Regions from separate parts of the Mus musculus genome. Here region 2 is linked to region 1. The links are chromatin loops, found by intact Hi-C in ENCODE. Cell type or tissue: heart. All regions are shown on one strand.

What was found. A loop is a pair of places that touch in the nucleus more often than their neighbours do. Peaks named below come from ENCODE experiments on the same cell type or tissue, not always from the same donor. Only the 100,000 strongest peaks of a DNase experiment are listed, where the experiment ranks them.
Region 2: it touches region 1 in a loop (4-fold over the local background); 6 of 42 quality-filtered maps call a loop at or near these places.

What each region holds. Positions count from the first base shown.
Region 1 is chr19:4,441,363-4,443,862 of GRCm38, forward strand. A930001C03Rik (RIKEN cDNA A930001C03 gene) reads left to right here. Exons shown (of 3, transcript NR_045990.1): 2 at 2,380-2,426. Among named protein-coding and RNA genes, the nearest start is that of Rhod, 3.2 kb to the left of the region's middle. In heart, CTCF peaks have their summits at 84 (motif pointing right) and 1,291 (motif pointing left); DNase peaks (open chromatin) are centred at 499 and 1,279; H3K4me3 peaks cover 389 bases; H3K27ac peaks cover 954 bases.
Region 2 is chr19:4,337,051-4,339,550 of GRCm38, forward strand. All of the region lies in intron 12 of Kdm2a (lysine (K)-specific demethylase 2A), which reads right to left. Among named protein-coding and RNA genes, the nearest start is that of Grk2, 32 kb to the left of the region's middle. In heart, a CTCF peak has its summit at 1,351 (motif pointing right); a DNase peak (open chromatin) is centred at 1,331.

The DNA of each region.
Region 1 (2,500 bases):
TGTCACACGTTATAGTTTCTTTGTATACCTCATAATAACAACACATACTAATGGGTGATAGCTGCTATTCAGGGACTGTCCACCAGGAGGCAGGATTTGCTAGTTCCATTTTGCAGAGAAGGAAACTGGTGACTTCTTAAGGGGGACCCTACGGCTGTCCCCAAATCTCAGTTCTTGTACATTATTGCTGTCAGCTCTCACACTGTGAAGTAGGTTTCTACTTCTTGTTTTGGAGACTTGGGGATTGAACCCCAGAGGGAGGCAGCTGCTTGGATTGGGCCAGCCTCATCAACATTCTATGTTCAGGCTCCTGGGAAAAGCGTATCAGTCAGTCACTGACCCATGGCCATCTGCCCTGGTAGCCAGGAATTTCCCCAAATCTGACATTGCTGGACTCTGGACTACAATGTTTTCCTGACGTTTATTTTTGGAGTGGGGTGGGGTGGCCACACAGTTGGCCTCACTGGGGTGCTTGCTGTTTGCTGTTTTTCTGTTTACTGTGGCTGCTGCTGACTTCCGGCCGTGAGTGACTCAGCCCCCCTTCAGGCCCCATCAATTCCAAGCCGAGAATCCTTTATGAACCCCGTGTAGCATGTGACTGCCCTGGAGGCCTCAGAGTGGCCGGGGAGGTGGGGCCAGCAACGGTCTGGAATGTTGTTATTGGTGCTGCAGGTCTCCAGCAGAGCCATGACCCCCTCAGAGCAGGGGCCACAGCTGACCCATTTCTGTACCCCAGACTATCTCAGACTGGCGCCAGCTGTGGTTCCGGATATTATGTCTAATTGACAGGCTGGCTGGACAAACATAGCAAGAGAAAGGAAAGGATAAGTGAAGAAAAGAGGGAGTAAAGGACAGAGGAAGCAGAGGGGGCAGGAAGGAAGAAGAGAAGGACGGAAAAGGGGGTTTGAAAGAACAAGGCTGGCCAAATGGCTGAGTGCTGTGGTGGCACATGCCTGTAACCCCAGGAACTCAGTAGGCAGTGGTTTTCTGTGAGTTCAAGGACAGCCTGGTCTACATAGCAAGTTCCAGGCCAGCCATGATTATGTAGTGAGACCCTGTCTCAAAAAGAATAATAAGTGCATAAATAAGCAAACAGATGAAGGAGAAGTGCACACAACATGTGACAAGAGGCGGGGGTGTGTTCTGCAAAGAAGTCATTACCTTCCACTCTCTACTTGCTCCAAGAACAAACCTAACTTTCTGCCCCATTTTCTGGCCCCCCTTCTATAATCCCCTGCAGCTAGGCATCACAGGCTGTTCTGATTCTTTACTGCCACCGTGTGGCCGCTCTGCTCTCTGCAGGTTATTCCTTGGGCTTTCCTCTGGGGTTCCTGGCCTAGGGTACTGGGTGTTTGTGTGGATATGGTCTTGCCTTTGGGAAGGCTTGGGTAGATTTCCTCAAGCCTTTGTGTGTGCACTTCATGGCTTCTCTCTTTAGTTCCAATCATCAGATTCCAGAAGCCCTTGGGCTCAGCACAGACTATGCCACTCAAAACTTTGCCCTCACATAAACCTAGCACCTGTTGTGTGCCAGACACTTGGCACATGACATTTTAGTCTGTCCTTTGACGTATATATGATTCCTATGCACCTTTGAAAAATGAAGAAACAAGAGGCTGGAAGAGGAGAAATAGCTTGACTAAGGTCTGGCTGGAAGTTGGAGGAGCTAAGCCTTAGACCCCATCATTGAGTTCCAGAGTTTGTTCATGCATAATCTTCAAAAATTCTGCCAGGGTGGTAACAAATGTCTCTAATCACAGCATGTGGGAAGCAGAGGCAGGAGAAAATGGAGTTTGGTGTTATCCTTATCTACAAAGTGATTTTTTTTTTCTTTTTAAGACAAGGTCTCTCTGTAGCCCTGGCTATTCTGGAACCCACTCTGTAGACCAGGCTGGCCTCCAACTCAGAGATCTGCCTGCCTCTGCCTCCCAAATGCTGGGATTAAAGGCGTGTGCCACTGTGCTTGGCTTATATAGTGAATTTGAGACTACCTCCATATCTGTGAGGCTCTGTATCTTAAAAAGAGAGAGAGGGAGAGAGAGAGAGAGAGAGAGAGAGAGAGAGAGAGAGAGAGAGAGAGAGAGAGAGAGAGAGACAGGAAGGCAGAGCGACAGCTCAGTGGCTCGGAGCACTTGTTGCTCTTGCAGAGGACCTGTGTTCGGTTCCCAGCACCAGGTGGGTAGCATACAGCCAGTAACTCCAGTTTCAGGGGATTCTATGCTCTCTTCTGGCCTCTGTGGACAGGGGGCAGACACATGGTACATAGACATTCAAGCAAAATCTAAATGTAAAATGAAAAATCTTTAAAATTTAAAAACATAAAGCTGGAGGTGTGAGGAGCCTTTTGTGAGCTAACTTGTCTAAAACTCTCATTTTCAGTTGCAGAAACTGAGGCCCCGAGAGTACAGTGACTTCTCATACTGCAGGTAAGCAGACCCAGGTCTTTGTCCTGCAGGACAGGACCTGGAAGATGCCTCCTCCTAAGCAGCTCCCCGCTGCA
Region 2 (2,500 bases), 100 kb before region 1:
GAATGATTTCCCAATTAATAAACTGAAAGCTGTTAGTATTTATGGAATGTTATTATAATCAATTTGATTCATCTACCAGGACAGTTTTAGCTGGTGAAATGAGAAGACTGGTACTTCCTCCTTATTTAGGATAAACTCTCTCATCTTCCCTCAGAGTTTGCTCTGAGCCTTGTGCATAGGAAATGCACAATATATGTACTTAGCCTACTTGAATGCCCATTCTACAAATGGACTTGAAGGCCCCAGGGAACAAGACTAGTACCAGAATAAATGAATTTCATAGATTTGTGACTAGCTACTATGTTTGAAATCCACTTTCAGTCTTATTATTAATTTTAACAATTTGATAGATATATTTTATATAATATATAATTTAACTTAATGTTGCAAAGTATGATTGGTTCATATGTGTATACACACTGAGGATTCTTTATCAGCAAAATAAACCAAAACAGATATAAACAAAGCAATAAAGTCCAATTAAATTCTTCCAGTTGATTGTCATCATCTTTCTAGTGTTCTGTTCACAGCAGCTTAGAATGTACTTTTAAGAACTCTTTGCGCCAGGCAGTGGTGGCACAGAGTGAGTTCCAGGACAGTCAGGGCAAACAGAGAAACTCTGTCTGGAAAAAAACAAAACAAAACAAAACAAAAAACAAACAAACAAACCCCCAAAACAAAAAACAAAAGCCCTTTGCAATAAGCTACTTCTATGAATGGAGCCATACTATACAGTTTCACCTTCTGCCTTTTTGTTATATATATTCCATGCTGATTTACTTTATCCATAAACTCATACTCTTTAAATGCTCTAGTTTTTTCCCCAATTAATCCCATTCTAACTCTATACTCTATGATTCTTCAACACTGTAAAACTTAACATTTTAGAATGTTGAAAGTTCTTCATCACCGCACTAAAATGGACTTTTCTTCAAGGAAATATGTAGTTATGGCTATAGCATCATTCACTATTTCTGAGAAGCAGATAGATTGTAACAATATATAATTTCTTTCTGCATAAAAGAATAAACTGCTTCCTTTTGATTCCACCTGCAACTTAGCCACTAGGACATACGTGCTAAGTTCTCCAGTGTTGCAGAGTTCCAATCAGTATAGTGTTTTGACACCTACCCAACCAAATTATTCTATTTTGTCAGTGGTGTTGTTTGAGACAAGGTCTTACTCTATAGCCCAGACTGCTCTCAAACTCGACCTTGTTCCAGCCTTCTGAGTGCTTGGCATTTATAGGCAGGAACTGTCACCTTGCCTTAAAAAGAAAGGGGTGGGGCACCTTATTTTTAATTGTGTATAAGGGCATGTGTATGAGTAGTGCAGAGTTTAGGCCAGAAGAGGGAGCCAGACTGCTAGAGACAGGCTTAGCCGGAGTAAGCCAATCAACATGGATGCTGACTACCAAACTTGGATTCTCTTGAAAGAATAGGCAAAGTGGCAAGTGCTTTTAACTGCTGGGTCACCAATCTAGCCCCTTCAAATGCCTTAAAAAAGGGAGGGTTGGACTAAAACTCTGCCAGACTCAATGCTTTTTTGTTGTTGTTCTTGTTGATGCTCAGATTATTAAATTTAAGCTCTGAACTTTGTAAAACTCTCATTACACACAACTGATGGATATAACTGTTCTCTAAGACTGGATTCAGTATTTTCTTTGTATTTTTGAAAGGGATCCTATTTTGTTGACCAGACTGATCTGCAACTCCTAGGCTCAACCGACCCTCTACCTTTTGAGTAGATATTTCAGGTGAGCAACATGCCATGCCCAGCTCTATAAAGGCTGCATTTTTATTTTATTTTATTTTAAAGATTTATTGATTTATTATATGTAAGTACACTGTAGCTGTCTTCAGACACCCCAGAAGAGGGCATTAGATCTCATTACGGATGGTTGTGAGCCATCATGTGGTTGCTGGGATTTGAACTCAGGGCCTTCAGACTCACAACCTTCAGAAGAGCAATCAGTGCTCTTAACTGCTGAGCCATCTCTCCAGCCCCAAGGCTGCATTAAAAAAAAAAAAAGATTGATTGATTGATTGATTTAATATATGTGAGTGCACTGTCACTCTCTTCAGACATACCAGAAGAGGGCATTAGATTCCATTACAGATGGTTGCGAGCCACCATATGGTTGCTGGGAATTGAACTCAGGACCTCTGGAAGCACAGTCAGAGCCATCTCTCCAGACCCCCAGAGGCTGCATTTTAACATCTCATTTGAGGTAAACAAGAGGAGGTATGAATGAAGTCCTGAAACAAGAATCTAAACACTGTCAGTCTATTCAGACATAGGCCACAATGTGTCTCAGCCAGTATTGACAGCTATAGTTCCTAGTAATTCTTGATAAATAGAAGTTCTGTGTGATTTTCATACGATTGGAGTCCTTTGGAAGCCTCCCCTTAACTCACCCGCTTGCTTTACTGCTGCTTCCTTTTATTTTTTCTACATTCTCTCCTGATCTCCATACAAAGGCCAAGCATGGCAGCTGATA